Linked DNA regions of Homo sapiens: region 2 is linked to region 1. A link is a contact called in ENCODE Hi-C or POLR2A ChIA-PET data. All regions are on one chromosome and are shown on one strand. Each heading gives the region's core, a stretch centred on a gene start or an enhancer-like site at or near the end of the contact. The rest is flanking DNA. Distances are from core to core; before and after follow the strand shown.

Region 1 (5,847 bases), core at 2,306-4,805:
ATGGAGGGAGAGGTAGGAACGGAAAGAATCACAGAAGCCAAGCACGTCAGTGTCCTGGGATGTCCTGACAAAGCACCACAGATGGATGGCTTAAGACAAAGAAATTTACTCTCTGACAGTTCTAGAGGCCAGAAGTCTGAAATCAAAGGAGTCAGCAGGGCCACGCCCCCTCTGAGGCTCTGCTTAGAATCCTCTTTGCCTCTTCCTGGCTTCTGCTGGCAGCTGCCAATCCTTCCCGCCCCGTGTTTTGCAGCCTCATTCCTCTGATCTCTGCCTGTGTCGTTACAGGGCGTTCTCCCTAAGTGTCTCTGTCTTCACATGGGGTTTCCTCTCGTTAGAAGGTCACCAGTCATTGGTTAGGGCCAACCCCACTCCAGGGTCAGCTCATCTTTTTTTTTTTTTTTTTGCAATGGAGTCCCGCTCTGTCGCCCAGGCTGGAGTGCAATGGCGCGGTCTCGGTTCACTGCAACCTCCAACTCCCGGGTTCAAGCAATTCTCCTGCCTGAGCCTCCAGAGTGGCTGGGATTACAGCTCTCAAACTCCTGGCCTCATGTGATCTGCCCACCTCAGCCTCCCAAAGTGCTGGGATTACGGGCGTGAGCCACCGAGCCCGGCCGAGTCAGTTCATCTTAACTTGATTACGTCTGCAAAGACTGAGCATGGGCCACAGGGCACGGAGACACGAAGGAGAATGTGTGGCATTCACAGTCCTTTAAAATCGTTCACTAGATCTTCTGTGTCTAAATTTTCACACAGAACCACAGAAACACCAAACTATTTGCCAGTTTGGCCAAATCCTTCATGAAGGAGGGTTTCTGTGAAAACTCTTTCCTAATTATAGGCATTAAATCTTCATGCTATAAAAAATGATTTCAGCCGGGCATGGTGGCTAACGCCTATACTCCTAGCACTTTGGGAGGCTAGCAGATTACTAGAGCTCAGGAGTCGAGACCAGCCTGAGCAACACAGTGAGACCTCGTCTCATTTATTTTTTAAAATTTAATAAAGGGCTTGACGTGGTGGCTCACACCTGTAATCCCAGCACTTTGGAAGGCTGAGGTGGGCAGATCACATGAGGCCAGGAGTTTGAGACCAGCCTAACCAACATGGTGAAACCCTGTCTCTACTAAAAATACAAAAATTAGCTGGGCGTGGTGGCACATGCCTGTAATTCCAACTACTCAGGAGGCCGAGGCAGGAGAATTACTTGAATCTGGGAGGCAGAGGTTGCAGTGAGCCAAAATCATACCACTGCACTCCAACCTGGGCAACAGAGCAAGACCCTGCGTCAAAAAATAATTAATCAATTAAATTTAATTTTTTAAAAAAGGATTATTTCAACGGACTATTGCTTTATCTCCACAAAGCAATTCTGTGTGGATGGTAAGTTTCCTAGTGACAGTGGTAAAGAATGTCATCAGTACATTAAAAACCAGCAGTTTCCAGATCCTACATAGACGGAATCAGAGAATGCTCTTGCAGATGAACAGTGAAGAAAGAGAAAAGGAAAAGAAAACAACAACAAATAAGAGAATACTCCATCAGCAAACGCACGCAAGCGTCACTGGCATCTCATCACAGTCTCTCCTCTCTGCTAGGGTCATACGAATCTGGACACCAGATGCTCATTTTCTTCCCGTGAGATACCATCCTTGGAGAAAGACAGTGAGTGGCCAACTCTGACCCTGTCGTCCCTGCCTCTCAGAGACACAGAGCCTTCTGGAAGGTGGACCTGGCCCCTCCAAGCCTTCAGTCCCTCCACCTCCTCCAGGGAGTCAGCACTCCTGAAGCTCAATAGACACTCAACACACCTCTTCCATTCTCATCAGGTGGCAGGGTCTGCTCTCCTGGCCAGGGGGAAGCCAGTTTCTCTTGCGAACTTTCAATCACTTTGAAAGCACTTCTGAGCCTCTTTTCTGAGTCTGCCACACTTGGAGTCCTCTCTATGAAGTAGAACAAAGTGAATATGAAGGGCAGTTTTGCCCCCACTTCCTTTAAGGACTTGGACTCCAAGGGGTTAGCCTGAGACTCAAGGCTGGAAGCTCCATTGGTGACAACCCTAAGTGAGGTCTGAGTGCTCAGAAGCCTGGGGAGCCCACGTGGCACTGTTCCCTTCCCCTACCAAGAGAGGGCTTTCAGTCCAGCCACACTTTCTCCTGCCATAAAAGGCACCAGTGGACACCATAAGGCCATCAGCCAGTGCTGAGCTGGACAGCGACTCTTGCCTGGGGGCCTCTGGGCTGCAGACGCTCACCTCAGGGAGGCTGGTTCTGCCTCCACCCTCAGGGCACTGGCAGGAGAAATGCCACCGCCATTCAATGCCCAGGATCCTCACAGCCCTCACTTGCAGGGACTTGCCTGGAGGGTTTCTATTGCATCCACTTCCCTCAAAGACCCCTCTAGCTTGCTGGCTCACTCTACTCTTGCCCTGTGGTGAACACCATAGCCTGTAAAGTCTGGTGCCAAGAGCCCTCGGTTCTGGTTAGTCAGGGACAGCGGGAGCACTGTGTCCCTCTCTCCACCACTATCAACCTTCCAAGGGGCCACTTCACTCAGTTTCACAGAACTGAAAGTGCTGGTAAGTTTCTGACTTTCCTGGGACGCCTTGGCTCAGCCGGATAGGAGAGGGGCACTGGTTTTGTGTCACTTGATCTTGAAGACATCACTCTCTTTGCAGGACCTGGGCTCATTACCTCCATTGCCAACCTTCTGGTGTCTCTCTTCTGCTCTCAAGCTTTCATCTGCTGCCCGGAGGATGCATGGCTGTCGTCTCCACCTGAGAGGGACCCAGGGACAGAGGCCAGACACGCAGGTGGCCAGGTTCCAGCTCCTCACCTCAGCTCTCAGACTTATGTCTACCTTTTCCCAACTAAACCCAGGGTCCTCCAGCACCCACATCCTTGGCTGTTGCTCAACTCATTTCCGGGCTGTTTGCACAGAAGCCTGAATTCTCCAGTCTGGGGTCAGCACAGTTTTCCTGCTGCTGTTCCGCCTCCGTTTCCTCATTGCTGCAGCAGCTGTTTTCTTTGTCTTCCTTCTTTGTCTTCTTGAAGCTCCTTGTTAAAACTTACTCGTTAACTTAATAAGCCCAGGCACAATGGCTGACTGGTGTCAGGAGAAAACGCCCAAATCATTGTTTGCTGTTGCACAGACATGTGGGTACCTCCTTCACCACCTCCCACTTGGGCCGGGATGGACTGCATGCCCACAGACACCCACACAGGGCTGACTTCAGCCTGCTTTTGTCATCAGTGCCTGATTTATGGACAAGGAAGTCCTTGGAAAAGCACTGTTGCCGGCTGGGCTGAGGGACCTGTGACCTTTCAGGTTGCAGGCACTTCACCTCTATTTGTGGTCACCAGAAGGGACTGCCGTGTGCATCTGAGCTTCGGAGGCAGCAGGGTCCAAACATTTTGGAGTCAGGGACACACTAGACCCTCCCAGCTTTGCAACAGGAAGGAGCTGCGAGCTTTGGGATTCTTTGGGGAAACTGGTTTGTGTTTGCTGATCTCTGTACTGGTGCCCTGGCCAAGAGCCAGAATGCTGGAGTTCACTGTGCTTTGTAAGGTAAATGAATCCAAGGTCATTGATTGCTTTATCTTCTTCTGATCCCCACCCCCAGATCTTGTTTCTGGAGCTCCATTCTCCCACCCATGCTTCCTGTGACAGCCTGCAGCCCCAGGTCGCTGGAGGACATGCTCAGCAGACTCTGTGGTTGCAGAGCTGTGCTCTCATCAGACCCACTCAGATTTAAGTCATTGTTGTCCGTACCTGTATCTGGCAGCTGTGATTCTGATTTCACAGGGATGAAAATCAAACAAAATACAGTCTTGTTTTTTGTTTGGTTTTCATTTACTTCTTTGAACTTTTCTTGGTCCGAATCCCAGTTTCAAACTTTTTGAGTTTGGTTTGAGTTTCATGAGTGCCCTCGCCCTGTGGGCTTGGGGAAGAAACTTGGCTTTCTGCGTGTCTGTGAGGGCTGCCCCTCACGTCAGGCTGCCATCCTCTCATGACACAGCTGTCTCTTTGGTCAGGAAAGCCACCATTTTCTCTATTTCTGGGAAGCTGGACCCATGGCCACAAGGGGCTAGGATCAGCCAAGGCCGGGCCTCTCTTATTCCCTGACAAGGCTATCAGGCTCTGTGGATTCCAAATGGCACCATCAGCATTTTTCCATGAGCTGGCTCTTGGTCAGTGACAGGACTGGAGTTATAAGATTCATCACCAAACCTTGTGTCCTCAAAGAAACCCTGGGGTTGAGCTGGTTTGATATGTCATATCCTTGGGTCATCAAAGGGAATGTACTGAATGAAGCTGTCATGGGCAGTGGCAGATTGGAGGTGTGGAGGGAGCCCTGAGGTAAGAGGGTGTTTGCAGGGCCCAGTTCCAAGGGGGCCACAAGGAAGCCGACCACCAGCCCGGCCTTCTCAGTTGGAGGCTGCTGCTGACCGTGAATGCCACATATGAGTGAGCACTGTGTCTTCCAAGTAGGGGCTTGGGATGTGCTGGGGGGTGACCTGTGTGATGGTGGAGGTACCTACTGGAGGCTCCAATCCAAAGTCAGACATGCAGAGCTCATGCCTGGGGACTTATGGATCCGCTGCTGGCTGTCCTGATAGTCACCACTTTCTACTCCCTATGGGACTGGTGGTGCAAGCCGTCAGATGGGGGCTTGAGGGGTCTCCCAAACTTAGGCTGAGGAAAAGAGGCCAAGGAGCCACCCTTCTCAGGGTCACTTGTGAATTTCAAATTTGTTGCATAATTGGGAGAATACTGTGACATTTTAGGTAAATGTCTGTCATTTAATGGAATGGAAATTTCTGTGCAATTCAGGCTGTGGGTCGGAGGGCTATGGGGGTGGGAGAGGGGAGAGTTCTAGGCAATAATTGGGATTTCTCTTTGTTTTGAGAATTCGACACGTGTTCTCCTTGAATGAACAGTAACAGATCTTGAAATAATTTCTTCCCATCACCATCAGACACCCGCCACCTGAATTTCCTTGGCTGGTTGCAGACGTTCAGCCACTTGGCAGGACCCAACATTCTCAATTCTTCTTCCCAAGCTGCCTTCTTATTTATCTATTTATTTGAGACCGAGTTTCTCTCTGTTGCCCAGGCTGAGTGCAGTGGTGTGTTCTCAGCTCAAACCCCTGCCTTCTGAGTTCAAGCGATCCTCCTGCCTCAGTCTCCCAAGTAGCTGGGATTACAGGCTCCCACCACCACACCAGGCTAATTTTTGTACTTTTAGTAGAGACGGGGTTTCATCATGTTGGCCAGGCTGGTCTCGAACTCCTGACCTCAAGTGATCCACCCCTCTCAGCCTCCCAAAGTGCTGGGATTACAGAAGTGAGCCACTGCACCCGGCCCCAAGTTGTCTTATTCGTCACATCCTCTGCCCTTCCTCTGACTTCCTATGGACGCTGCCTCATGTGGACGGGCGGACTGTGGGCTTGGGTCATTCCTGCAGGTCTTCTGGGTCCCTCGGACCCAGCAGGCTGCTGACTTCCCGCGCTCCTCTTCTCCAGTTGGCTTGGTCATTAACAGTCTGGGGTTGGTTGATTATGAAGCCCTGCCTCAGAGGTTCTAGAAGCAGAAGTGCTCTGGGGATCCCCGTGGCCTCTCAGTGTGGCGCGGCAGCTTTCAGAGTCACTCCCACGCCCTTTCCCAGCAGGTGTCTTATGATGTGCAAAGGCCGCAGGGCCATCCTCATGCCTATTCAGCAGGCCACAGACCACTCGCATCCTTGTCTTTGCTGGCTGGCATCCCTCAGGGTTATCCCTGCGTGGTGCTGGGAGGTCTCTCAACAGTTTGTACCCATGAGTGATCAGGAGGTCTTCGGCACTGTACA
Region 2 (5,847 bases), core at 1,307-3,806, 110 kb before region 1:
CAGCACGGAAGAGGCCAGGTGCGGTGGCTCACACCTGTAATCCCAACAGTTTGGGAGGCCGAGGTGGGTGGATCACTTGAGGTCAGGAGTTCGAGACCAGCCTGACCAACATGGCAAAACCCTGTCTTTACTAAAAAAATACAAAATTAGCTGGGTGTGGTGGCACAGGCCTGTAATCCCAGCTACTTGGGAGGCTGAGGCAGAAGAATTGCTTGAACCCAGGAGGCAGAGGTTGCAGTGAGCTGAGATCGCACCATTGCACTCCAGCCTGGGCAACAAGAGCAAAACTCCATGTCAAAAAAACAAAAAAAAGAGCATGGAAGATAATCCCTATTCAGAAAGTAGTACAGACACAATAACAAACCATGGGTGTCCAGACAGGAAACTCAAACGCATCCGTGATTTGTTAATATGGCAGAAGAGACTCTCAGAAGCAGGCATCCCACCATAGGATCATCCCTTGACTCACACACCTTCACTCTCCATGGCACATCTTGCCCTCAACCTCCTATTTCCTCTAGCTGTGGGAAAAATCCACGGATTTCACCACACACAGCTACCTCCCAACACTAACAAAAGATGACCCCAAAATCTACAAACAAGCAAAAATCCAAATCCAAATATCAACACGGGTCCCGCAGGCATGCCCACTCTTGAGAGACTGCCATTGTTAATTGCAATCATTGCCATTTATCTTATGCTACCATGTCTTTTGGATGGTGGGCTTTGCGGGGGCCCTCAGTTTTGTTGCAGATGGCATGGTAGAACATTCTGATTTCACAGTGGGACATTCTTGTAAAAAGTGGGTGATTTCTGCCTTGAGATGACAAATGCTTTCTTACGCCTGCTGTTTTCCTCTCTAGGGTGATCACAGAGCTTCCTCTGGCCTGCCATTACGCGTTGTCTCTGGGAAAATGGGAAGATTCTACTGCCCCGACATGAATAGGGAATGTGCTTTGAGCTGTTTTCCTGATAGACATAGAGCAAACGTGATGACTTCTGTTCCTCGGGTTCAAGATCACCTGGCCTGGCCTGAAGCAGATTCCCACATCCAGACTCCAGGCAACACTTTGAGAACCAATATGCTTGGCCAGGATCAGAGAACCAGGCACTGATCGGGGAGGGTTAAGGCCCCCTGCAGCCCCTGCAGGGATGCAAATGCTGGCCTGCACAGCTGCCAAAAGACTCCACTTGAACCTCCGAGACTGTACAACCTAGACCGTCATTTATAGATGTGAGCGACCCGCAGTAAAAGAGTAGACATATGAAGAGAACTGGCAACCAGAAGGAAGAATTGGGCAGAGTGAGCCAACCAGCACAACAAACGATGGCCACAAAAGTGGACTGAATGCCAGAAACGAGAGGTGTGGCAGACAGTGATTTTCCCCACCCACCTCACCAGCTCCCAACGTTTTCCCACCTCTGAAGTCGGATCGGGACATGGGAGCAGTTCTGACAAGTGGGCTGTGAGAGGCCATTTCCCTCCCACCCTATTCTGGAAAAACACACACCCCATTCCTTCCCCACCATCCTCCATTTCTGACCTTCCTCTACTTCTTGGGGAAGGAACTGAGTGTAATTTTTTCAAATTCTGCATCATGACCCATTAGTGCATCACCAAGTCAATTTAATAAGACCCGACGTTGAAAAGAAAACAGAATTGGGTAGAATAAAATATTAGAAGGCATGGGGAATGGTCAAGGCAAGTACTGTTTGGTGGGTCATATGTGTGTACTGAGTCATGAGGTAAAAGGAATTTACTGTGGTTCCAAAGAGCTTAAAAGCCACTGACTCAGAAGGAGAGCTGTGTAGTCAGTCATGCACAAATATTACAGACGCCAACACCCAATGCTTAGAGCTCCATCATTTACCCCATCCTTGCCATTTGACTTTAATCAGCTTTCTTAAACCACTAAGCCTCCGTTTCTTCAAACAGAAAATAAGTTACTCAATAATGAAGCCCAGGACTGTCCGGAGGGCAAAATAAACCAAATATATATGAAAGCAATTTTCACAATAGAAAGAACTTTGCCAATGTTAATAGCTGTCACCTTAAATCCATGCCTTTGCACAATCTGAACATTGGTTCTAGAATTAAAAGCTTCATTCTCTGTGGAAGGAATTTCAAGCACTGTTAGAAGGAGAAACCTGAGCCACTGAAAAGCTCTGGATTCATCCATGGGGATACAAGGGTTTCTGGTAAGTTTACAAAGAAAGAGTTTAGGAGATGTCTTTGTAGTCAGTGCTCTTAAGAAAGCAAATTATAATATCGCCCCTTAGAAACCCATTTCACAGTGGCCATTCATGTATAAGTATTGTGCCGGTTACAAATATTCTCACCCAGATGGTGGTTCAGGACTTGTCAAAGTGCCTCCATAGCACTATTCTGTTAACCATCTTGTACATCCAGGTGTCATATAAGCAAAGAACCAAGGAAATGAATGTCATTACAAAAAATAACCATTTCACTGAGTTAAACTGACTCTTCCCTTTGAACTCAGAAACACCTCATCACAGTGGTGATGAGTCACCCCTAGTTTTATGATTTCCTTGTTACCAAGGGATTGCAGTATAAGACCAGGGGTCCACAGAAACCTTTGTGGCCCTCATGCATTGGATGAAACTACCTGTCTACATCCTCTTCCCCCTCTAGAAGAACCACAGCCACCATTTCCCTGCCCCCAGATCTAAATCACTTAGCCTTCTATTAGAAGAGTGCAATCATCATTTTCCAATGGAAATCTTCAGGTCAGGAAAAAATTAGCATGAGAATGATGAGATATTGCAACTGCCTGACTACAGCCCCAGGACTCACAGGAACCCCAGGACCTACCTAGCTCAGTGGGAAAGAAGTAGGAAGAGATACACAAAGGTTTGTTGAATAAATCATCTGAAACATATAAACTGGATAGAGTGCATAACCATAAAACAAAGGCCACTTTCTCCCTGCATCCCCGGGCTCCATCCCTCTTGGCTCATTCCTTCCTCTCAAGGAGCACCCACATTTATACCCCCATCCCTACCACCAGAATGATCCTAGGGGATTTTCAAGCCACTCTAGTAGGAAATGTCCACATTCCAACATCCAGGCTTCCAGCCTGGTGAGACGGTGACTGCCTTCTTCACCAGGTCCAATGGATGAAGTTCCAATGCATATTAATAATGAGGGATGCAAATGGTATTGATTTTTCTGTTAAAATGGGGGCCATTTCCTTTGTAAATTTCTACTTTGTTAACACAAAATAAAATTTCATCCCCAAAAAACATTCAACAGACCCTACCTCAATTACGTGGCGTCTCCTTGTCAGCCTCTTATTTTCTTTCCCTTCCAAATCAAGCTTCTGCAACAGACAGCCTGTACTCACCACTCGCACCACTTCATCCATCACGTAATTAACCTCAACCCACTGTACTCCGGCCTCCATTCCCACTGCTTATCTGAACATACCAAAGGTCACCAATAGCCTACTTGGGGCCAGAAAATAGTTAACACAGGAATATTTGTATTCCTTTCCCCAGTCTCCCAAAAGTGCTTTTACCAGCTTGTTCCTTCTGCAGAATCACCATAAAGGGTAAGGGAAGACTTGGGAAATGCTGGAAAAGACAGACAGTTACTAGTAGAATAGAACAGAATGGACATGGAAAATAAGAGCTACCTGACAGCCCAGCTCCATGCCAGCCACCAGGCTGTCAGGCAGAACTTCTCAAAACCACAAGTCCAATAGTTCCGCTCCGACACTTGAAACTTCACAGTGGCAATCCATCACCTCCCAGTGGACACTACACTCCCATATGAGATGGCTTAAAGTCCTGCGAACACACCCTTTCGTGTCAGACCTCCACGCTGTGCTTTCTGTCCAGACTGCCCTGGAGCTCCTCTTAATGCTTTCATATGCAGCCCAAATGTAGCCCCCTCAGTGACATTTCCCTGACATCTCCCCTAAAAAGTAGGCTTCACCAGCATCCCCTTTCTTGGTACCAGCACTATTCCTCGTGCATACCTTCATATAGCTCTGCCGTATTCTAGTTATTAATTTATGTCTCTCTACTTCTTTACTGAAAGTGACTTGGATACAGGAAAATATTTAAGCGTATCTGTTTAAATCTCAATACCTCATGCATGTCACATCATAGATGCTCAATAAACATTTACTTCCTAAATAAATATCAGCTTCCTAAAGTGAGTTAATAGATCTTTACTGTTATGGGTTGATTTATGTTCCCCTAAAATTCATGTGCTGAAGTCCTAACCCCAATTACCTCAGAATGTGACCTTATTTGGAAATAGGATCTTTGCAGATACAATTCAGTAAGAAGAGGTCATACTGAAGTAGGCTGGGCCCCTAATACAATATCCCTGCTGTCCTTATAATTAGGGGAAATTTGGACACAGACAGGCACACACAGAGAACACCAAGTAACGATGAAGGCGGAGATGAGGGAGATGCTCCACAGGCCACAGAACATCAAATATTGCCATTAACCAGCAGAAACCTGGAGAGATGCACCTAACAGATTCTCCTTCAGCGCCCTCAGAAGAACCCACCCTGCTGAGACCTTCATTTCAGACTTCAGCCTCCAGAACTGTGAGATCATAAGTTTTTGTTATTTAAGGCTTTCAGTTTGTGCTACTTTGCTATGCCAGCCCAAGCAAACTAATACATTTACTACATGAAAACAATTACTTAACACAGCTAATACCTGAATATTTGCAATGTGCCTTCTATGTACTTTGCTAAGCAGCAAATGCAATAATAGCAACATTAGATGGCACTGTGCCCCAAGAACATTTCATTCATTCTATCCATGCGTGCTTCCTCTCCTCTCCAGGAATATTTTGAAAGGAAAATTTTTTTTCCATATAATTTTTCCCCCAATCGATTTTTATTTCTGTCTGGCAAACACTCTTAAAGCAGAGACACTTATCAGAGGAGAGAAATGATGGGATGAAAGGCCTGAAGGCTGCTGGGGAAACATCGCCACTGAGCTGAGCCCTGCCCCACCCTCTAGTATTCCTGCCTCACCTTACCTCCCCATGGCCTTCTCTCTTCTGGTCACCACTCTCAGCAATCCCAGCTTTTCAGTGAATGCATGGAAACTACCTTCACTGAAACCAAATGAGTTTAGCTCCACTCAATTTAATGTGAAAGAAAACGCTGACATGCAAACACCATCCCAGAGTCAAGTGCAAGCCATCCCCTTGTGTATTTCACCATTTCTCACTTGAAAGCATAAACCCAGCACAGATGCTATGGGTTGATGGAGGAAGCCGGCAATATGTGAAAGAGATATTGCACTCACCCAAGTCACTGATTCCCAAGCAGTTCCGAGTGAGTCACTGTAATGGGCATGGCGGAAGAGTGTGGCCACGAGTGTCAAAGGGGGTATTGAGAGACCTAAGACTCTGACGCTTGGAAAACCCCCCTCCAACATTTGGGTTTCTTGCAGAATCTGCTTCCAGCTTCACTCACATTCACTTCACTCCAAATCTAGCTGCCAATACATCGCGTTTACTAAAGATAACTTTGGCAGGAAAACCACAGATTTTAACGTGAAGTGATTCACAGCTAAAATATGACACTTTTTTAAAGCTCATTAAGATTGTTAAACATTGATGGGTTTGTTGGAGAGGTCTCCTGTTCCATTTAAAACATGTCAGTTTTTTCACAGGTATCTGGCTTTGAGTGTTGGTTGTTAGAGAATACGCTAGGACCGTTTTCCCACAAAAACCAAAACTAGTCATTTACTCTAAAAATTTTATTGAGAATATATATTCTATTTAAATTTTCAAAATCAGTTGGAAAAAATTCAAACTTATGCTAAAATAAGTGACTTATAAGCACCACT

What was found. Hi-C counts contacts between places; a loop is a spot of excess contacts on that map. ChIA-PET counts read pairs that join two places held with the same protein, here RNA polymerase II (POLR2A). Pooled maps may share reads with other maps.
Region 2: a loop to region 1 is called in a map of colonic mucosa, with 2.5 times the contacts of the local background. The contact joins two enhancer-like sites. A Hi-C loop is called at or near these places in 12 of 168 maps with a recorded cell type or tissue (Caco-2, Calu3, MCF 10A and 7 more) and 9 of 50 pooled maps. POLR2A ChIA-PET finds 5 or more read pairs at or near these places in 2 of 52 experiments (IMR-90 and activated CD8-positive, alpha-beta memory T cell).

Annotation. Positions count from the first base shown.
Region 1 is chr21:39,525,584-39,531,430 of GRCh38, reverse strand. It overlaps the pseudogene JCADP1. Among named protein-coding and RNA genes, the nearest start is that of SH3BGR, 77 kb to the right of the region's middle. RefSeq lists an enhancer at 2,758-3,753. Within about 2 kb of position 3,555, at least 6 of the 41 ENCODE cell types and tissues checked have a DNase peak (open chromatin) inside an H3K27ac peak, as active enhancers do.
Region 2 is chr21:39,629,945-39,635,791 of GRCh38, reverse strand. All of the region lies in intron 1 of B3GALT5 (beta-1,3-galactosyltransferase 5), which reads right to left. Among named protein-coding and RNA genes, the nearest start is that of B3GALT5, 20 kb to the right of the region's middle. RefSeq lists an enhancer at 1,401-2,600. Within about 2 kb of position 2,556, at least 3 of the 41 ENCODE cell types and tissues checked have a DNase peak (open chromatin) inside an H3K27ac peak, as active enhancers do.